Regions from separate parts of the Homo sapiens genome. Here region 2 is linked to region 1. A link is a loop called in an ENCODE intact Hi-C map of the cell type or tissue named here. Cell type or tissue: heart right ventricle. All regions are shown on one strand. Links, peaks and the distances in the headings refer to the core of each region. The heading gives the core; the rest is flanking DNA.

Evidence for each region. A loop is a pair of places that touch in the nucleus more often than their neighbours do. Peaks named below come from ENCODE experiments on the same cell type or tissue, not always from the same donor. Only the 100,000 strongest peaks of a DNase experiment are listed, where the experiment ranks them.
Region 2: a loop joins it to region 1, with 4 times the contacts of the local background. A loop is called at or near these places in 83 of 110 quality-filtered maps.

The regions. Positions count from the first base shown.
Region 1 is chr15:76,121,689-76,133,260 of GRCh38, forward strand. All of the region lies in intron 1 of TMEM266 (transmembrane protein 266), which reads left to right. LOC124903531 (a long non-coding RNA gene) reads right to left here and starts at 6,177. Exons shown (of 3, transcript XR_007064723.1): 1 at 6,122-6,177. In heart right ventricle, for the core only: no CTCF peak of the experiment used is centred there; no DNase peak of the experiment used is centred there; H3K27me3 peaks cover 3,742 bases.
Region 2 is chr15:76,061,016-76,072,587 of GRCh38, forward strand. The region is part of intron 1 of TMEM266 (transmembrane protein 266); the gene reads left to right. Among named protein-coding and RNA genes, the nearest start is that of TMEM266, 6.8 kb to the left of the region's middle. In heart right ventricle, for the core only: no CTCF peak of the experiment used is centred there; no DNase peak of the experiment used is centred there; H3K27me3 peaks cover 3,441 bases.

The DNA.
Region 1 (11,572 bases), core at 1,558-9,557:
TTACAGGCATGAGCCACCACACCCGGCCAAAACAAACCTTTAACAGGTGGCTGAAGCAAGGAAGGAGATTGTGCCTGCCAGCGTGAGGAATCATTAGTTAATCATTAGTTACAGAAGTTTACAGCTCACAAAACACTCCTTGATAGTCTTTCACTATTCTCACTTCTTTGATGTAAATGTCTATCTATGCATCTGTCTCTACTACTACCCCATGAGTTTTTGAGTGCTGTGATCATGTCTCATTTATCTTGATAACCTCAATGTTTAGTATAGTTCCTGGAACATAGAAGATGCTAATAAGTGACTGAAGAATGAATTGAGAAACAAACCAAAAAGCCCTTTATTTAGATCATGAGTCTGTGGGTCAGTGATTTAGGCTAGGCACAGCTGGGTGGCTCTTTTGGTCTTGGCTTAGCCTCTCTCACACATGCCTGGAGGGCAGCTGTTGGCTGGCCTTAGTTGAGGTGACTGGGGCAATGACCATCCTCTAGCAGGCCAGCCTGAGTATGCTGTCATGATGATGGGAAAGGTGCAAGAGAGGGCAGGCCCAATCATGTGAGAGCTTTCATGTTTGCTTACCATCTATTTGGACAAAGCAAGTGGATTTGCTTGGTCAACCAAATGGCCAAGGCCAACCACCAGGTAAAAGGGTAATGAAAAATTACATGACAAACAGGGCATTGATACAATGCAGGTAAAAAATGGGATCTTTTTTTTACAATCTTACCATATGTAGTATGAAAAGTATTGAAGAAAGAGGACTTTTTCCCTCCATTTACCAAAGAATAGTTACTTGCCTGGTGCCATGTAGTATTCACTGGCAAAGTTAATTATATCCGGGTTCCTAACATATTTTAGTTAATAGCATGTAAAGCAAAAGATTAATTTGGAAATTTGCAAAGTGTTTGAAAGGTGGCATTTATACTTAAGATTTGCTTGATTGAAGGAGGGTTAGAGATACTGGGACAGCCGCTGCAGCCCTAGCTCATTGTTGGTGGTTCTCAAAATCATAGATATTTTAGTTCTCCAGAAACTCTGCAGAATTCTGGAGGGAAAATGACATCAGGCTGGGGCTGAGGATTGCTTGCTGGGTGGTATTATTTTCAGCCTAGGCCAGCTAGGGGCGAGGAGCAAGTGGATCCTTTGTCTCAGTGGGGTCACTTACAGAAGTGTTTGTTAGGGAAGCTCTAAAGTGGAAAAAAGATATTGAGGGGAAGGGAAGAATTACGATAATTGTCCTTTTGGCTTTCTGAAAAGAGTAACTGAGTAATGATGGATGGTTTGATTTTGTGTAACCTTATTTTGTGTTTCCCATGCTGCATGAGACCAGTAGTAATTGACAGACTACATCACTAAGTAAGTGAAAAAGAGCAAACAATAGAAAGTTAAAGGGGTCCACAAGAGACCTTGGCTCACCTAGAGATGAAAGCCACTGTGGGCTCTCTGCCCATTCATTTAGCAGATTTGCAGCTAATAATTTTGCAATAGACTGGAGATTGGAGTGGGAGAATGCTCAGGTGTGTGATTGATTTTCTTCATTTTAGCTCCTTGTTAATGGAGTAAAATATTAGGGGGTCAAGGTAACAACAAGGAGGACCAGCATCTGTTGTACAGAAACCTTTCTCATCAAGCACAAGAAATACAACCTTCTCCTCCTGAGGGTGTGGAACATGATGTCCATGAAACATGCCAGAGCTCAGTGGCTTCCCCCTAGGAGCAGATTCTAAAGCAGGCTTTATGATGTTAGAACTGAACCTCACATGCATGCAATGCTATCTCCACGTAAAAGAACCCCAAGGTTTTGTGAGAGCACATGCTGCCAGCCACTCACCAACATTTGGCCAGTCTTGTTTAGGGACCCAGAAAGCTTATCTCAGCTGAGCCTCAGAACCACATCAGAAGTGTCCAAACCTGGTCTAGCATACAATTAGTTACCTATGCCATAGTCCCTCCCTGCTTCTTCCTTGCTAAGACAACCGAGATTATGTTTATGGAAACAATATGCCTATCCCCAAGGGATGAATCTTTTTTTTTTTGAGATGGAGTCTTGCTCTGTCGCCCAGGCTGGAGTGCAGTGGCGTGATCTTGGCTCACTGCCACTGCAACCTCCACCTCCTGGTTTCAAGTGAGTCTCCTGTCTCAGCCTCCTGAGTAGCTGGGATTACAGGTGTGTGCCACCATGCCTGACTAATTTTTGTATTTTTAGTAGAGACGGGGTTTCGCCATGTCGGCCAGGCTGGTCTCAAACTCCTAACCTCAGGTGATCTGCCCACCTCAGCCTCCCAAAGTGGTGGGATTACAGGCGTGAGCCACCGTGTCCGGTCCCAAGGGATGAATCTTGACTGGACTAGGTTCACATAGCACCCCTAACTCCCTTGGCCAGCTGCCTATTGGCCCAGGCTCCTTTGCAGCCCTGTCCTAGCTCTGCCCAGGGAGACATCAGGAAATGTTGTCTGGAGAGCTTAGAAAGATGCCTCCTGAATAAAAGATCAAAGCCTTGTAAAGAGAAAGCCTTTGATTCTTTCTTCTCGTTTGGGAGTCGGTGTGAGGATGTGCAAGCTGGAGCTGTAGCAGCCATTCTGCAACCACAGGGAAACAAGCATAAGGAATCTATCACACACAAGACAGGGGCATGGAAGGATGAGAAGAGCTTGGGTTCTCTGTACACTGAAAACTAGAAAACATTGTTGAAAGAAATTGTAGAATGCACAAATAAGTAGAACGATATCCTATGTTCATAGATTGGAATAATTCATATTATTGAAATGTCCATACTGCCCAAAGCAATCTATAGGTTCAATACAATTCCTATCAAAATTCCAATAGTGAGTTGGGTGCAGTGTCTTGAACCTGTAATCCAGGCTATTTGGGAGTCTTAGGCAGGAGAATTGCTTGAGCCCAGGGGTTCCAGACCAGCCTAGGCAACATAGCAAGACCCCCAACTCTAAAAAAAATTCAAAATTATCCAAGCATAATAGTGCGTGCCTGTTGTCCCAGCTACTCTGAAGGCTGAGGTAGAAGGATGACTTGAGCCCACGTGTTTCAGGCTACAGTGAGCTATGATTGTGCTGCTGTACTCCAGCCTTGATGATGGAGTGAGACTCTCTCTAAACAAACAAAAATTCCAATGGCACTTTTCACAGAAAAAAAAAAATTCCTAAAATTTGTATGGAACCACAAAAGACCCCAGATAGCTAAAGCAACTTTGAGCAAGAAGAAAAAAAGCCAGAGGCAGCACACTTTCTGATTTAAGCTATATTACAAAGCTATTGTAATCAAAACCACATGGTCCTGGCATAAAAACAGGCTGACCAATGGAACAGAACAAAGAGCCCAGAAATAAACCCATGCCTTTATGGTCAACTAATTGGACAAAAGTGCCAAAAATACACAATGGGAAAAGGATAGTCTCTTCAATAGAAAAACTGGGAAAACTGGATATTTACATTAAAAAAGTAATCTGAACGCTTATCTTGCACCATACATAAAAATCAAAACCCTAGAGGAAAACATATGGTGAAAGCTGCTTGACATTGGTCTTGGCATTGATATTTTGGAGGCAAAACCTCAGGCAACAAAAGCAAAAATAAACAAGCAGGAATGACGTCAAATAAAAAAGTTTCTGCACATCAAAGGAAACAACAAAATGAAAAGGCAACCTACTGAATGGGAGGAAGTATGTTTTAGCAATATATCTGATAAGCAGTTATCAGATAAGGAGTTAAAATCCAATATATATAAGAAACCCATACAACTCAATATATAATATATAAGGAACCCATACAACTCAATATATAATATATAAGGAACCCATATAACTCAATATATAATATATAAGGAACCTATACAACTCAATAGCCCTGTTAAAAAAAAATGGGGCTGGGCATGGTGGCTCACGCCTGTAATCCCAGCACTTTGGGAGGCCCAGGTGGGCAGATCACCTGAGGTCAGGAGTTCAAGACGAGCCTGGCCAACATGGCGAAACCCCATCTCTACTAAAAATACAAAAATTAGCCAGGCCTGGTGGCACATGCCTGTAATCCCAGCTACCCGGGAGGCTGAGGCAGGAGAATTGCTGGAACCCGGGAGGCAGAGGCTGCAGTGAGCTGAGATGGCACCACTGCACTCCAACCTGGGTGACAGAATGAGACTCCATGTAAAAAAAAAAAAAAAAAAGGCAGTGGGGGGGATGGGGATGGCAAAGGTCCTGAATAAACATTTCTCCAAAGGAGACACACGAATGGCCAACAGGTTTATGAAAAGGTGCTTAACATCACCAATCATCAGGGGAATGCAAATCCAAACCACAGTGAGATATCACCTCACACCTTTTAGGATGACTATTATAAAAAAGTCAAAAGTCAAAAGATAACAAGTGTTGGCAAAGATGTGGAAAACAGAGAACCTTGTGTATTGTGGTAGGAATGTAAATTGGTACAGCCAGTATGGAAAACAGTATGGATGCTCCTCAAAAAACTCAAAATAGAACTACCGTATGATCCAGCAATCCCACTGCTGAGTGGGATTTCCTTTCCTTTCAAAGGAAAGGAAATCACTATCTTGAAGAGATATCTGCACTCTTACATTTATTGCAGCACTATTCACAATGTCCAAGATTTGGAAGCAACCTAAGTGTCCATCAATAGACAAATATGTGTGTGTACACACACACACACACCCACAGACATATATATATATATATATATATATATAGTGGAATATTATTCAGCCTTTAAAAAGAGCTCAATAATATTGCCACTTGCAACAAGATGGATGTACCTTGAGAATATTATGCTAAGCCAGTCACAGAAAGACAAATACTGCACGATCTCACTTATAGTTAGAATTTTTTTTTTTTTTTTAGACGGAGTCTCACTCTGTCGCCCAGGCTGGAGTGCAGTGGCATGATCTCGGCTCACTGCATCCTCCGCCTCCCGAGTTCAAGCAATTCTCCTGCCTCAGCCTCCTGAGTAGCTGGGATTACAGGCGCCCACCATGCCCGGCTAATTTTTGTATTTTTAGTAGAGATGGGGTTTCACCATGTTGGCCAGGCTGGTCTCGACCTCCTGACCTCAGGTAGTCCACCTGCCTGGGCCTCCCAAAGTGCTGGGATTACAGGCGTGAGCCACTGTGCCCAGCCTATATGTAGAATCTTTTTTTTAAAAGAAAAGTTGAACTCATAGTAACAAGAGAGTAGAATGATAGTTACCAGGGGTTGCGGGGGGCAGGTGGTGAGGGAGAAGAGGAGATATTGGTCAAAGGGTATAAATCTTCAGTTATAAAATGAATACATGCTGGAGACCTAATATATTAGGTCTGTGACTAATAATGGTTAATAATAACCACCATAGTGACTAATAATGGTCAATAACAACATATTGTATGCTTAAATTTGCTGAGAGGAAATCTCCAGTATTCTCATTACTACCAAACAAAAAAGGTAATTATATGATGTGATCGGTATGTTAATTACCTTGATTGTGGTAATCATTTCACAATGTATACATATATCAAAACATTACAGTTTATGTCTCAAATATATACAATTTTATTTGTCAGTCATACCTCAGCTATGCGGGGGAAAAAAGAGCTTGGGTGCCACTTCTCCAGTTCTGGAATCATCTACCTCTAGTCCTTTTTTTTTTTTTTTTAATTTAAGACAGTGCCTTGGTCTGTTGCCCAGGCTGGAGTGCAGTGGCTCAATCATAGCTCACTGCAGCCTCAAACTCCCGGTCTCAAGCAATTCTCCCACTTGAACCTCCAGAGCAGCTGAGACTATAGGTGCAAGCCACCACACCCAGCTAATTTTTGTATTTTTAGTAGAGATGAGGTTTGCCATGTTGGCCAAGCTGGCCTCTTACTCCTGATATCAAGTGATCCACCCACCTCAGCCTCCCAAAGTGCTGGGATAACAGGCATGATCCACCACACCTGGCCTGAAGTCTTCATTGCCTAAGTCACTGCTAGGTATACTGTTGTTTGCAAACAAAAGTATTTCTAACTGATACACCCTATCTCTGGTTCTTCAGCTTGGTCAGCATAGCTTCTGCTAATTCCAACACAGTAGCTTTGCAACCATTTAACTTCATTTGCAAAATAGGGATAAAAATAACTACTTTACCTTGAGCAAACTTTCTGATTCAGTAGATCAGAGTGTGGTCGGTGGGTCAGCAGATCAGTATCCTCTGGGAATTTGTTAGAAATGTACATTTTCGAACACTCCAGACATACTAAATTAGAAATTTCATGGGCGGAGCCAGCAAGCTGGGTTTTAATAAGCCCTTTAGGTGATTATTCTGGTACATGAGAACGTTTGAGAACCACTGATACAGAGGGTCAAGTGGAATGGCTGCATGTCAGAAACACCTGGGAAACTTAAAGAGCTTCTCAAACTTCACCTGCAGAGTTCTGATTTAGCATTTCTGCAGTGCACCTATGAGTTTCTGTTTCCCCAAAGATCCCCAGGTGATTCAGAGTAAAACCAGGCATGGGAAACGCTGAAATGGGTATGAAAGCAGGTCATGTGTGCCATGGGGCTGTCACTCAAGTAAGAGGTGATGAACAGACCTGGGGTCCTCTGGGGACAGGTGAGTTGAATTCTGCCTTTTTTTAGGGGACTGACTACTTGATCTTAGCAGCCTTTTTCAGCCCTAAAATTCCAAGGATATTAGCTTAGGAAGGTTGAACTTGGCAGATCTCGCTGGAACACATATATGGGTAAATACATAGACTCATGACCAACAAGTGGAAGAGACTGGAATTTGACTAAAGTCTTAAAAGCAGCCTTCCCACCCACCCAGTAAATCCAAAACAGGTTTTATCTTCCACTTTTACCAGGTTTATGGAATAGCAGGTTGGCACTTCGGATGTTCATTTTTAGAGTGCTAGACTATGCCTGCTTCGTGCTAGGCTTGTGTTTTGAGGGTTATTTTGTTTGGGAAATATTATTTTTAAATAACAAACAGGCTCAGCATTCCCATCGTCATAGGGAATTTTGCCTTCTAAAATGTGCTGCTTGTTAAGGATTAAAACCTCCAGCTGAAGCCACCTGCTTATTGTCCATCTAAATATGATTTTACCATCTTTTCCTCCCTCATCTTTGCCCTTGTACCAGAGAGGCCAGTCGTTTCTTCCCCTCTCCCATATCTCCTTTCCAGGAAACTGCTGCCACTTTTTCAGGGAATCTGCTCCTCCGCTCAACCCATGCTGAGTGAATGAATGAATCCCTGGAGCTGCTTAAACAACCATAAGCACCTCACTGATCATTTTGGAAGATACCAAGATGCTAATTCATTATTTTGAAAACAAATAAAGGGGCGAAAGTTAAGCATTTTCCTTCTTTGCTTATATAAACCATACCTTAGGCTAATCCATTAACTGAGGAGGGAAAGTCTGAATAGAAGCTGACCAATGAAAAAGGGACAACAAAATTAAAATATCACCATTTTTGCAAACCTTAATGAATTAATTGATATAGGAAGCAATTATCAATGGCTGTTAGTATAATAAAAAGAGGGACAAGAAGACAATATGTGTCTCCTACTGAAGTTATGGCACCACCTATGAAATCTTGCAAAAAAATTGAACCTGAATCTGATTAAAATCTATAAACTAATTAAAATGTATAGGAAACATAGGGGACAGAGAAACATGTTAGAAAACTGCTAAGGAGGCCAGGTGCATTGGCTCACACCTGTAATCCCAGCACTTTGGGAGGCTGAGGCAGGCGGATCACCTGAGTTAGGGGGTTCGAGACTAGCCTGGCCAACATGGAGAAGCCCCATCTCTACTAAAAATACAAAATTAGCCGGGCGTGGTGGTACATGCCTGTAATCCCAGCTACTCAGGAGGCTGAGGCAGGAGAATAACTTGAACCCGGGAGGTGGAGGTTGCAGTGAGCCAAGAATCACACCATTGCACTCCAGCCTGGGCAACAAGAGTGAAACTCCATCTCAAAACAAATAAATAAACAAAAAACAAAACAAAAAAAACTGCTAAGGAAATATAATCACCATAATCCAGACTGTGGGAAACTTTGTCAGACAAATGACTCAGTTTTTCCAATTAATTGCAAGGTGAAAAATGAGGTAGAGGAAGGGGAAACCTGTAGATTTAATGAGACCTAAGAGTCATATTAATCATAATGTGTGGCCTCTTTGGCTCCTGATTCAACAAACCTTAAAAAAATATATACAGGACAAATGGGGGAAATGTAAACAATGCCTGGATATTTAATGATATAAAGAAAATCCTGGCCAGGCATGGTGGCTCACTCCCGTGATTTTAACACTTTGGGAGGCCAAGGCGGGAAGATTGCTTGAGCCTAGGAGTTCGAGACCAGCCTGGGCAACATACTGAGACCTCCTCTCTACAAAAAATACAAAAGGTAGCCGGGTGTGGTGGCTTGTGCTTTTCAGCTACTCTGGGGGCTGATGGTGGGGGGATCACTTTTAGCCCAGGAGTTCAAGGCTGTAGTGAGTTTCCGTTGTATCACTGCACTCCAGTCTGGCCAACAGAGTGAGACCCTGTCAAAAAAAAAAAAAAAAAAAAAAAAAAAAAAAAAAAACCGCCGGGTGCAGTGTCTCATGCCTGTAATTCCAGCACTTTGGGAGGCCGAGGCGGTTGGCTCACTTGAGGTTGGGAGTTTAAGACCAGCCTGGCCAACATGGTGAAACCCCGTCTCTACTAATAATATAAAAAAAATTAGCTGGGCATGGCGGCACACGCCTGTAATCCCAGCTACTTGGGAGGCTGAGGCAAAAGAATTGCTTGAACTGGGATGTAGGGGTTGCAGTGAGCCAAGATCGCGCCAGCGCACTCCAGCCTGGGTGACAGTGAAACTGTGTCTCAAAGAAGAGATTGTTGACTTGGGGATGATGATAGTTTTGTGATTACTTCTTTTAAAAGGAATCCTTCTCCTCGTTATCCTTAGAACTACATATTGAAATACAGGTGAATGAAACGGCATCTAGGATTTATTCCAAAACAGTCATGAGTGGTGGAGACAGGCAGGGATACAGAGAAAAGATTGCCCATGAGTTAATAACGTTGACGTTGGGTGGTGGGGAATTAGAGGTCCATGATACAATTCTCTACAATTGTATATATTTGAAATTTTCCTTCCTAAAAAGTTAAATTAAAAAAAATTTTTCATAATCTTTACTTCTTTTTTGTATATGTTTTATATTGGCTGTATTAATGTGGTAATTAATGTTTATTATTTATAAATACAGATTTGTGAATTTTTACTTGTTCTCCACTACTAGAAATGTGCAAAAAGTTTGGAGTTTTGTATTTTTTAAATTTGCCTGCCCAGAGAGACAGGAAGGTCCATGAAAGTAATGACCTTCCCATTATATCCCCCACAGGGCTAATACCTTGTGTAGCATGTAAAATACTAATTTGGGGCTAGGCATGGTGTCTCATGCCTGTAATCCCAGCACTTTGTGAGGCTGAGGTGGGTGGATTACCTGAGATCAGGAGTTCGAGACCAACCTGGCCAACATGGTGAAACCTAAAAACACAAAAATTAGCCAGGCGTGGTGGCAGGCACCTGTAATCCCAGCTACTTGGGAGGCTGAGGCAGGAGAATTGCATGAACCCAGGAGGCGGAGGTTGCAGTGAGCTGAGATCACGCCTCTGCTCACTGCTCTCTAGCCTGGGCAACAAGAGCGAAACTCTGTCTCAAACAAACAAACAAACCTCATTTGGAAATACAACTTGTTGTTAAAACACCATTCTGGAAAGAAGGCTTGCTCACCTGGCTTCCCATTTATGGATATCTCAATTCTGACTTCATTGTCAGTTGGGTTTAGACATTCTATGTGATCAATCTTAGTCTCAGAAGACTTTATTAACTTGAGGTTTTATAAAGAGAACATAAAAAGATTGATACTGATTAAATCTGTTATGGAATTTTATAAGACTTAGTATAAAATGGATATGAAATCCCAAATACTATAGAGGACAGTTCTGTTTTTCATGCTTAGACCCTCCTTACTAAGGAATACTAAGGGAAGGTGAAGCCCTTGGTAAGATGTGGTTACAAAACATCTGTCCATTTCTCCTTGGTGTTGGCTCTGAGCCTTTGTCCCTTGCTTCTATTGCCCCACAAACATCTGGTGTGGATATGATTGGTGGCTTCCTCCTTGGCTGCCCTTCTGCTTTTAGAGAGCTCTCTGTCTCTGTTAATTCCAGTTGCTCTAAGTTCAGACTTTCCCAGGATTTCCTTAAGTTTCTTTAACTTGAGCACTCTCTTTTCTTAATTACACATTGCTTAAAGGAACTTCCTCGCTCCTTTAAGAACCTGGGTTCTGAGTTATTTTGTCTGCATATCTTCTGCTGGGTTGCCCTGTCTCCCAGAAGACTTCTAGATGGTACTGTAGCACTGGTTGATAGAAAAGTATATGCTGTTTACCAATCCAATTTTTTTTTTTTTGAGATGGAGTCTCGCTCTGTCGCCTAGGCTGGAGTGCAGTGGCGTGATCTCGGCTCACTGCAGGCTCCACCTCTTGGGTTCCAGCAATTCTCCTGCCTCAGCCTCCTGAGTAGCTGGGACTACAGGCGTCTGCCCCCATGCCTGGCTAATATTTTTGTATTTTCAGTAGAGACAGGGCTTCACCGTGTTAGCCAGGATGGTCTTGATCTCCTGACCTCATGATCCACCCGCCTCAGCCTCCCAAAGTCCTGGGATTATAGGCGTGAACCACCGCGCCTGGCCTACCAATCCAGTTTTTAAGAGTATATTCAGCCATCTAAATGTGTTGGAATATACTCAGGTTCAACAGACTATGCCCTTTTAATTTATAAAAAAATAATTATTATGGGCGGGGCACAGTGGCTCATGCCTGTAATCCCAGCACTTTGGGAGGCCGAGGCGGGCGGATCACTTGAGGTAAGGAGGTCAAGACCAGCCTGGCCAACATGGTGAAACCCCATCTCTATTAAAAACACAAAAATTAGCCCAGGTGGTGGCGCATGCCTGTAGTCCCAGCTACTCAGGAGACTGAGGCATGAGAATCACTTTAACCCAGGAGGTGGAGGTTGCAGTGAGCCAAAATTGCGCCACTGCACTCCAGCCTGGGAGATAGAGCGAGACTCTGTCTCTCAAATAATAATAATAGTAATTATTATTATTATTATTATTATTATTATTATTATTACTGGCCAGGCACAGTGGCTCACACCTGTAATCCCAGCACTTTGGGAGGCTGAGGTAGGTTGATCACTTGAGCTCAGGAGTTTGAGACCAGCCTGGGCAACATAGCAAAACCCCGACTCTACCAAAAGTCCAAAAAATTAGCTGAGTGTGGTAGTACGTGCCTGTAATCCCAGCTGAGGCTTAGGTGGAGGGTCACTTGAGCCCAGGAGGTCAAGGCTGCAGTGAGCCAAGATCGCACCACTGTGCTCCAGCCTGGGTGACAGAGTGAGACCCTGTCTAAACATAAATAAATAAATAAATCAGGCCGGGCGCGGTGGCTCACGCCTGTAATCCCAGCACTTTGGGAGGCCGAGGCGGGCGGATCACCTGAGGTTAGTAATTCGAGACCAGCCTGACCAACATGGAGAAACC
Region 2 (11,572 bases), core at 2,481-10,480, 60 kb before region 1:
TCTTCAGTGCATGTGTTTATTTCCCTGGCTTTTCACCTTGCTTTGAACAACAGTGGGAAAATGGGATGTATATAACTGCTTACCTCCTCCCCCAAATACCTCCACCCTAAAATATTGTGATGAAAAGAATAGTAAGAGCTAGAAGCAAAAAATGAAAATGGTTATCACAAGATGTTGGGATATGATAGCTGAACCGTAATTGCTTCTAAAATGGTCAGAGTGTCACATCTAATCACGAGAAGGACATGTTTCTTAAATGTTCATATGTACCAGGTACTGAGCTAAAACTATTTGTGTATGAGCTCATTTAGTCCTCACAGCAAACCTGCTATGTCCATGTTGAAGATGAACAAGCCAGGACTTAGAAAGGTTAACTAACTTGCCCAAGGTCACACAGTCAGGGACAGGGTAAGGATGCAAACTCAAGCACATGGGGATACTGGAGGTGGGGAGCCCTGAGGGGGCTTTTCCTCCAGGTGCGGCTGCTCCGTGTACCTTTTCATTAAAATCAAGCTTATGCATGAGCATGTTGGCTTGGGTCTAATTTTCCATTTCATAGATTCTGCACCAACTTTGTGGCTTTCCAGTAAGAAAAGCAGTTGTTTCAGAATGGATCAGTATGGAATTTTTTGAGGTGGCACTAAACCTATAAAAAGTGGGGTCCAAGATGTGCTTCCATTTAATTCTCACACACAAGGAGTTGAGTTTAAAAAGTTGTTTCCCTCCAGATTTAAACCCATAAAACGTATATGCATTAAGTAGAATGAATCACTCCCATTTTCCATTATCGCATCCCACCCTACCCTCCTTGCTGCCCTTCACACTATCTTCTGGTCTCACTGCCAGTCATCAGAGCAACATTGTCTATCACACTTGCCTGTGAGTGCCTTAATGGGAGGAAGGAATCCATCCGTACCAGCCGTGGCTCGTAATCCAGTCTCTCTATGATTGTAGCAATTATGCATTCAAAGTTCTTGGAATCTCTGCATTCAGCTATGGATGTGTATTTAATCATTTTTTTAAAGTGCATTATTATAATGCAGGTATTGGATTTTGTTAAACATTCCTAGCAGTTCTCATGGACTTAGAAATTGCTGTAGTTGCATCAGTGAAAATTCACCCAGTGGGGCTAATAGCTTTTCTACTCAGGTCACATAGTTGAGATAGTGGTGAGAAAGGTATAGGTGAATAGAAGGAATTATTTGGAAAGTATATCCCATGCAAATAACAGCTTTTAATTATAAATTGATGAATAATATTAAGTAGGAAATATAAGACTATCTCTTTTAATTTTATAAGCTCTGTTTTTGCCTTGGTCAATGTGATTGGTTTTAGAGCAACATGATGTTACCTTTTTCATTACACTGTTCTTTTGAAACAGTATAGCGGTTTGTACATAGTATTCTTGCCTCGTGGGAAACACTCAGTTTAGGAGGAGCACATTCCCTGGTGTTTACAGAAATGCTGAGACAGGATCTTTCTGTCTTGGGGATTTCCAGTCTATGATCAGATAAACTCAAGATGAGTCCTGATGTTACTGGGCAAGAAGCAGAAAGCAAGAGGTGTTACTTGATTTCTGGGGAGGAAATGAGTTTTCCTGTGGGGAGCATCACTATCTTCTTCAGTTGGGAATCTCATGATTGAAGAGTTTGAGAAACGGACTAGTCTGCTGTCTTCCATTCAAGCAGGATTTCATTTAATGCAGAGCTGAGAAGGCTTTATCGTGCAAAGGCCAATTCAGGAAATATAAAAGTGTTTCTGGACTACTTTTTTTTTCTCTTAAAACATATATTTAAACTGGGAAAGTCATATGGGAAACTATTAATGCTTAAGCATTATTTGTTTTTATTCCCTTCACGAGAGTTTTTGGGAGAGTGGGGGAAAAGTTTTCCAAGCTATGAAACTCACATGTCTGTGGTGACTGATTATAATGAATATTTTAGTACATTGTTGAATAAGGCACTAAAACTGGGATATTTGTTTTTCCTTGATCGACCTTGTAAGCTACTTCATTATGAAATGTGTTTTTTCTTAAAGTATTTCTTAATTTAGTATTCTTTAAAATGAGATTTTTATTCAGTTGTCGACAGTCTTGAATCACAAAAGTTCACAGATTACTTTGAAATACTTGATTTTCATCAGTCTCTGTTTCTTACTATGGCTGTCGTGTGCTGTGTCCTGTGATAGGAAGTTTCACATCTCATATTGCAGTGACCACCCTTTGTGGTCAACTGTTTATATGATAAGAAGTGGGGGAGCCCAAGGTATATGACCTAAGGGGCAGAGCCAAGATTTGAGCCCAAGTCAGCATAGCTCAAACTCTGGGCTCATTGCCTTTTGCACCCTGACTGCAAGATGAAGCACTTTCTGCCCCATAGTTCTCTGGCCTCCCATCCTATTCTGCTCCATCCACACTGGCCTCCTTGCTGTACCCCCTGCCCCAGGCCCTTAGCACTAATGGTTCTCTCCCCTGGAATACTCTTCCCACAGGTATCTTCATAGTCCCTCGCCTCATTTCAGCTTTGCTCATAGTCCAACCACTCCTTTAAAACTATCCCCACTCCCACAGCATCCTTTCCTCCTCCCTGTCTTGCTTTTATTCGTAGCACCTCCTAGCCTACTATATTAATTAGTTGTTAAGTGTATTGCCCATCTCCCCCATGGAATGAATGCTCCAAAGGGCAGGGGTTCTGTGTATTTTGTTCACTCCCCCAACTCTGGTACTGTGAAAAAAGAATCAACAAATCACTATGGTATCCTTGAATCTTTCCAGCTTCCCACACTTTTTGTTTTTGTTAGTCCTTACTGTTCTCTGTAGTGAGCAATGAAACCTCTAAAATGCAAAAGCTTTATGTGTTGTTTGGGGGAACAGCAAGAAAGTAGAGAAGAATCGGGAAAGATCTGGCTTACTCTTGAGCCGGTGTTGGGAAGAGAGGAACCTGTAAAGATGGGGAAAAAGTCACCTGAGGGTTGGGATGTGTGACGAGGCAGCAAATGGTACGTGGGGAGATGGCCTGGGATGGAGAAGAGATCTGTGTGGGTTCCCTTGTAATGGGAATGCATAATGTTTTTGAAGAACTTCCAAAGGAGACTCTGGATTCCTTCAGCCATCCATCAACTCTCCCAGTGGCCTGAGTCACTAGAAAGGAAAAGGAGCCTACGGTCATTCCTACTGGCTTTTTACACAGACAGGTGAATCCTTGCACTGCCTGCATTATTAGCCTGTTGCATTTTTTAAACATTAAATACCTGTTGGTGTCATCCCTGTTTGAGCCAGGGTCTGAGAGTTCACTGCCAAAGCACTTACCCCATGTGTCTGAGAAGCATCACAGCCTGAGATGTCTTTGGTGTAAGCAGTCCCAGGAAGGACTCCACATATATCTTTCATTCATCTATTGTTTGCAGTAGTTCTTGGGCCGTAGCAAAATCATAGGCACTTTGAGGACTGATTCATCTGCAGAACACTTTAGAATGGACTACACTGGGATGCTAAAGGGAGTTCATGGTTATGGAAAGAAGCCTGGGAGAAACTGCTCCTCAGCCACAAAGGCCTCCTCTCCTCCTCCCGGATGGCTTTAATTGCTGCCCTAGGCAGTCTGAATTACCCGCCAGGAGAGGATTTCCCCTTCAAAAAACACAGCCTCCCTAAAACTGCTTTTGATTTGTAATAGAAACTACTTAGTAGCTAGGACAGAGGCTGATAACTCCTATTCCCAGAACTCATTAAAACAAGGAATTTTAATAAGTATTTTTGCCCTTTGCAGCCCAGGTTTTTGGAAGTCCAGGCAGCTGTTCTCTAGATTTCACTGTCAAGCCGTAATGCATGCAATGCTTCAGCTTCTTTCCCTTGGCTCAAAACAGGTCTGAAGCAAGTTATTTTATCTACAATTCCCTCACACCATCCCACCCTGGTTACACAATTGCCATTTTCTCCAGCCAATACAATGCATAAGGCCAATTAACCTTCTGCCCATGACAGTTTCCTTTGAAATAGTCAAATCTTTGTACTTTACCTGAATTTGATGCAGGGCTTTTAAAAAACAATTTCTATGACAGTTACTAATTCTCCTTTAACCATGACTCCTAAAATTTGTTAGCTTTGCCCATCAAAACAAAAGAACAAGGTGAAATATATTGCAATTCCTCAACAAAGAAAAAGTTCCATTGTTTTGGGACACAGTCTCAAAAGAAAAGCTTGGAAATTTCTCTCCCATTTCTCCCTGTCTTTTAACTGTCAGTTTCTATGCAAGGCTCTATCACTGCCCTTCTTGATACCCTGCAAGGAGCTCCTGCCCCCACCCCTCTACTGAAACAGAACTCTTAAAGGTCACCGGTGATTGCCTAATATAAATCCAATGGCTGTTTCTCAGATTTCGTTCATGATGGCTCAGCAACATCTGACCCCATTGACTTCCTCTACTCTTTGAAATGCTGTCTGTCGGCAGCTCCTTCCTAGCGGTGTCCGTGTCTATCTGGTCTCTCCTCTGCTGTCATCCTTCCTGTTCTATCAAGAGGCAGTCTGAAGTGGTTAAGAGTGTGGGCTCTGCCTGTGATGTGAATCCTGGCTCTAGCACTTGCTAGAGTAGCTTTGAGTAAGTGATTTAACCCTCGTACCTCAGTGTCCTCATCGGTAAAATGGGGAGAAGAGTAGCTACGGCAGAGGATTAAATAGTATGCTTAGTAAAGGGTAAGCACCCAACAAATGCTATTTTTTTTTATCATATAACTTCCTGTGTACATGCCTGTAACTTTAGAATAAAACCCAAATGCCTCCCTCTAGCCATCAGGACCTCTAAGATCTGGCTCTCGTTTAGTTTGTTTATATCTCAGACCCTCCCCAGTGTGCGTCCACTTCTGAGGCTTTGTCCCGCGCACTCCCCACTCAACCACCCTCACCTCTTCCTATTCTGCCCCTCCTTCCCTGGCCAGAGGAGGGAAGAATGCCGAGGGGTGCCCCTGCCCAGGAGCCACCAAGCACAGCCTGCTTTGTAGCAGAAGACAGCCTCCCTTGGGCATGGAGCCTGTCTCTCTCAGACAGAGTATGAATTACTTAAGGGCACCAGCTGTGATTTATACTTTTAAAAAATATCTTCCTCAGCATTTAGCACTATAACTTTACACATAGTGGGAATTTAACTCATATCTTTTAACTGCCAAAACATTATGGTTTTACTTGGCCCTTCCAAAATCCTTTTTCCTCCTAAATTGAAACCTGTATTGATCAGTCCTGGAGCTCATGTAAGCTTGATACGGGATAATTAAGTCAACACCACAGGGAGAGTTACCCATGTCAGAACCTTCTTGGAACGAGGAGGGATATATAGAAATAATTAAAATAATGAGAGCACAGGGAATAATTTAATGCTTTTAAAAAGTAGCTTGAAATCCTACCAACCTATAAAGCTGTTAGAATTTTTAAGAAGTGTTTAGAAGTTTTTTCTATACTCTCTACTCTCAGAATAAAATGAGCTGTAAAGCTGTGAGTATCAAATCTATCAACCCTTCAGACCTTGCTATAGGCCTGCTCTGGAGCCACTGTGTTCTAGTCCTGCTTGCTTTCTCCTTCCTGCCCTGGTGAAGAGGGCATTGAAGTTGGATGAAAATCAAAGGAAGGGCTGCCTACTTAAAAAAAAAAAAAAAAATTAACCCCTTTATTGGCGTTGTGAGTTGGCCTGGCAAAGACAGCCTAAGTTTTCATCGGCATCTGCTGTGTGTGTCCCTGGGGTCATGAAGAGTGCCAGAGCTGTGCTGCCAGTATAACAGCTTCCCACCCCACAACCCTGGAAGCCACAAAGGACCATATGCTTTGCATCTTGACATTCTGTAGCAGAGTTTCTCAACTTCAACACTGTTGACACATGGGGCCAGGTGACTCTTTGTTGCAGGGGCAGTCCTGTGCATTGTAGGATATTTAGCAGCATCCGTGACCCTTACCCACTAGATGCCACCGGTACTACCGCGATTACCCCCCGTCCCCAGTGGTGACAACCAAAAATGTCTCCAGAAATTGCCAAATGTCCCCTAGGGTGCAAAGTCACCCCCATTTGAGAACCGTTCTCCATAGGATCAATACAGAAAACTCAGCATCTTTCTAGTTTGAAGAATACAGAACTTAGATAATTTGGGTCAAATGAAGATGAAGATTGGGTTATAATATACATGAAAGGTAAATTTGGGTTTGAAATTACACAGACAAGGAAAATTTAGACTCTATAAGCAGTTGTAGATTATATCATAAATAAGGAGATGTAAACAAATTACAGAAATGCAGACCATCTTCTTACTCCTGAAGGCCTCGGGTCTAGATGCAACAGCACATTCTGGGACTGTTAAAATCATCCTTGGGGCTGGGTGCGGTGGTTCACGCCTATAATCTCAGCACTTTGGGAGGCCAAGGAGGGCGGATCACCTAAGGTCAGGAGTTTGAGACCAGCCTGGCCAACATGGAGAAACCCCGTCTCTACTAAAAATACAAAAAATTAACTGGTGTGGTGGCACATGCCTGTACTCGGGAGGCTGAGGCAGGAGAATCACTTGAACCCTGGAGGCGGAGGTTGCAATGAGCCGAGATTGCGCCATTGCACTCCAGCCTGGGTGACAGAGCAAGGCTGCGTCTCAAAAAAAAAAAAAAAAAGAAAAGAAAAGAAAAGAAAAGAAAAAGTCATTCTTGGGTTTTTTTTTTTTTGGCATTGTATTTAAGAGCTTAAAGTATGCAATAACACATCCTGTGACTGTTAAAATCATCCTTGGGGTATTTTTTTGTGGGGGGCATTGTAATTTAAGTGCTCAAAGTACTTGTCGGCCTTTGACAATAAGTATATCAAACCAAAAATAATTAATATTTCTGGAGAAATCTGAAATATTTGATTATGACTGGAGGGAATTATATTTGACCTGCAAAGGGCCAGCTCTCCCCACCAGAGCCTGCTTCTGACCATAAAGCCACTCTAAGACAGCACTCGCAGGTGCTGCATAAAGTAGGACTGACAAGGTACTTTGTGCTTTGCTGAAAGGCCACAATTGCTCAGTAATCTTCATGGCTCTTAGAAAATTTAGCTGGAGACTTGTGATTTAAAACCCACCTCCAATTGACAGTCATCATTATGTTCTTTCTAAATGCAGTAGCAGAAATTGCATGCCATACCCAAAGGCTAAAAGTGACAGTTAAAATACATGCTTTCTGAAAAACTTTAAGGCCCCAACTTTGGGAGAGACCTGATTTGGCCAGAGATTACCTTTGGCTTGTTAATTGCCCTAGGGATGGGAAAGTGTTTACACAGATGATCTCCAAAATGTTCCCTACGAATAGTCTAGAAATAAGCCTTGTGTAGTTTCTCAAAAGGAGGCAAGGTAGAATTACTAATTCCATAGACTACTGTATCTTCAGTGTTCCAGACTTGTGCTAACAGGTGGAAGGAACTCCAAAGATCATATCCAATACAGTGGACTGAGTTGTTTCCCCTCCAAAAAATATATGTATATGTTGAAGCCCTAACCCCCAATGTGACTTATCAGGAGATAGGGTCTTTAGGAGATAATAAAGGATAAATGATGTCATAAGGGTCGGTCCCTAATCTGATAGTACTGTACCCTTATAAAAAGAGGAAGAAAGATACTATCTCTCTCTCCTGCTTCCATGTGAGGACACAGTGAGAAGGTGGCTGTCTGCAAGCCAGGAAGAGAGCCCTTACAGAACTTGACCATGCTGGCATCCTGATCCAGGACTTCCAGCCTTCCAGAACTGTAAGAAAATAACTTTCTGTTGTTTAAGCCACCCAATCTATGATATTCTGTTATGGCAGCCTGCACTAACTAATACATCCAGCATCCTTGTTGTACAGATGAAGAAACTGGATCCAGACAGGTAGACTTGCAAGAGGTCAAGCTACTAATGAGTGGCAGGGCTGGAACATAGTGCCTGTGCTTCGTGACTCCTAGCCCAGTGTACATTCTCCTTCCCACACTTTCTCCCGTCATATGGTCATCTTATTTATCATCTCTAGAACCTACAGCACATCACTTCTGTGAGCATCAGGGTCCTTATGCTTGCCCTGTTTATCTCAGGATTGTTGCAAGGATCAGTGACATAGCAGAAAAAAGATAGTTTAAGTTTTCAAACTACAAAATATTGTACGAACATGTCATACTGAACTCAGATTCGGCCTAGTTAGCAGGAATCTATCTGCCTCTGGAAATTGTAAGTCTAGTCAAGTAGGTAGCTCTGTGAGGTCACACTAGGCTAGGTCGACTCATGGGTGGGCTGGCTGTTGGCTTTAAGGAATAGATCAAAGGACAGAAAAAGCAGGAGGAGATAGGGCCTGGTTTGGTGATGAACCACCTCAAAGCGAGATGATTGCTCTTCTCTTTGGTTGAGTTGTAAAAGCTGAGGTTGATATGAGTTTGCATAGTAAGAGGAATGTTCCTCTTAAAGAGGATAGACTGTCAGAGCTGGAGGAGACCTTAAGAGCTCAAGGTACCAACCAGAGTCTCTGGTGTTAAGCAACAGAAACATACCCTGGTGGGCCGGGTGTGGTGGCTCACACCTGTAATCCCAGCATTTTGGGAGGCCAAGGCAGGTGGATCATCTGAGGTCAGGAGTTCGAGATCAGCCTGGTCAACATGGTGAAACCCCATCTCTACTAAATACAAAAAATTAGCGGGACATGGTGGTGCACGCCTGTAGTCACAGCTACTCGGGAGGCTGAGGCAGGAGAATTGCTTGAACCCGAGAGGTGGACTTTGCAGTGAGCCAAGATCATGCCACTGCACTCCAGCCTGGGCAGCCGAGTGAGGCTCTGTCTCAGAAAAGAAAAAAAAAAAAGAAACCTACCCTGAGAAACTTCAGCAGTAATGACAATTTATAAACTATAAGATATTGTACAACTGTAAATACCATTCTCAGCTCAACTTTTATTGAATGTATTGAATATTATACAACCTTTATTGCATTTATTGAATATTTATTGAATTTATTGAATATTATGCAACGTTTATTGCATTTATTGAATATTCCTAATATTGAAGTAGATCAGGAAGGAATGTGTTTATCTGGGAGTAAGAAAATCTGAAAAACAGTGACTTAAATAGGCGGATATCTTATTTTCCTTGTGTAATAAGTCTAGAGGCAGAAATCCAGGGCTTGTCCGGCTGCTCAGGGCTGTCATCAGAGGCTGAGGTTCTATTTAGCATTCTGTTCATAGTCATGGATGGCTGCTTCACCTCCAGGCATTTCATCTGTGTTCCAGTTAGGAAGAAGGAGGAAGGATGAAGATGAGGCATGAAAGCCTTTTTCCTTCCAGGTTTTGCCTTCATATTGGAGAAGGGACTTATTTCTTTATTTTATTCATCACAACTGTATCACATGACTACTTCTGAATGCTAAGGACTATGGAAATTCAACTGTTTTGCTTTCTGGCCTCTAGAATAGAGGGAGACAAGGAAGAAAGGAATTGAAATGGGGGCTGTGAGCCAAGCATGTTTATGACAGAAGAACATGGGCACTTCTGCAGAGTCATAAGGTCTTAGAGAGCCAGCTCAGAAAATAATGGTGGCTAGGTACAGCTCAAGTACTCTAGTACTACTACTCTAGTACTCTGGGCTACCCACTCCCAGTCAACACTGCCATACCTCTGGAACTTATTCCACCACAGCTAGACTTTTCCATTCTTATTAAGGATTCAAAGTTCTTGGCTGAGCCCAGGTCACATTTCCATGCTATAACTACATTGCAAGGGTAGGGAGAAAGACAATATGTCCCCTCCCTCTTGGGCTTCCATAATGGGGAAGAGGGGACCTTGCCAGCCACCTATCTTGATATTCCTCCAAATACAGAGGGTCCTCCAATGCTAGGCCACCAAAAATGACAAATACTTACCCTCCCACTATTTTACAGATGTGGAGCCTGAGGCCCAGAAAGAGGAAAGTGCTCAGTCAGTGCCACATAGTCATTGAAGGACAGACTCAGGAGTTTGTCTTATCCTGACACACCCAGTCTGGTTTGTCCCGGGGAAGAAGCAACTTTCAGAGTCTTTTCCTTAGGCTCCTTGACGTTCTATATGATAAAGGGGGTTGTCTTGGGAGGCAGCCACTCCTTTCTGCAGAAGTTCCTGGGTAGATCCCTTGCTACCCCAGGAACTTCCAGCAGCTGCTTCCTCTTTGTGTAGTGCCAAGGCTTTACAAAATTAAGAAGTACCTCCTCCCTGCAGACAACATTCAGGATTCCTGTCATGGGATGTCGAATGGGATATTTTGTGAAGATGCTAGGTGGTAAGTATTCCCACCTTCTGCAGAGGAACAGCTAGGCACAACCCCACAAGATCTATAGACAGACTGGTGAACTGTTCTGGCCACCATTACCCACCTACAGCCTGTGTGAAGGAAAGATGAGGCATTCAAGGAGAGTTGAGTCACTGGGCAGTGTGAGGGAAAGTACGATCATTTGTCCCTACTTCTCCCAGTGTGGGTGGGAGAGGGCTGTTTCTTCCCAGCCAAGAGTGAGGGCTCCAAGAGCACCTCTCCATTTGGTGCCCCTAACTCACACCCTATGGAGATTCTCATAAGGCCTCTTGAGAAACCATAGCTGCATCCCATGGAACATTCAGCATTTGGACACTTGCAACCCAGAGAATGCTGTCAGCCAAGGGAGAGCTGCAACCAAGTGTGAAGACTTTTGCCCCTTTACTCTACTCTTTGGTTCCCACCAGCCCCACCCCAGACCCCTCACTGACCCCAGAAAGCAAGAAGCAGTGGGGGACAGAGAGGAGGAGAGAAAGTGCAGGCTTCCCCCGCTTCCCTGCTGCAAGACCTAGAGCTGTGCTCAGTCTTACCCAGGGCAGGGGGAGGAGCTTTGAACTGGGTGTCAAGTTAAAGATTTGATTTAGACCAGATTCGGCATTTTTTTTTTTTAAACACCTGAAAATTAACCTTAATTGAGGTTCTTGAAATTATGAGTAACCAGAAAGCTATGAAGTCTGTCAAAGTTATCATCAAGGGGCAGGGAAGAGAGAGCCAGCAGGGCCGGTTTGAAGACAAAGTTTGGAGAGAAATAAACGTATTTCCAGTTGTAACCACATTCAGATGGTTATTAGTTACTCTCCTTTTCCAAAGATGACATTCCAAGTTTTGAAAAGAAGCACTGGACCGGCCGGGTGCGGTGGCTCATACCTGTAATCCCAGCACTTTGGGAGGCCGAGGTAGGCGGATCACCTGAGGTCAGGAGTTCGAGACCAGCCTGACCAACATGGAAAAACCCCGTCTCTACTAAAAATATAAAATTAGCAGGGTGTGGTGGTGCATGCCTGTAATCCCAGCTATTTGGGAGGCTGAGGCAGGAGAATCTCTTGAACCTGGGAGGTGGAGGTTGCGGTGAGCCGAGATTGCGCCATTGCACTGCAGCCTGGGCAACAAGAGCGAAAAACTCTGTCAAAAAAAAAAAAAAAAAAAAAAGAAGCAGCACTGGACTAAGGCCTCAGGACTTCCTGAGTCTAGTCCCAGCTTTTTCACAAACTAGGAGTGAGCCTCTGGACAAGTCGCTTCACTTTTCTGGGTCCTGGCATCCTCTCCTGTCCAATGA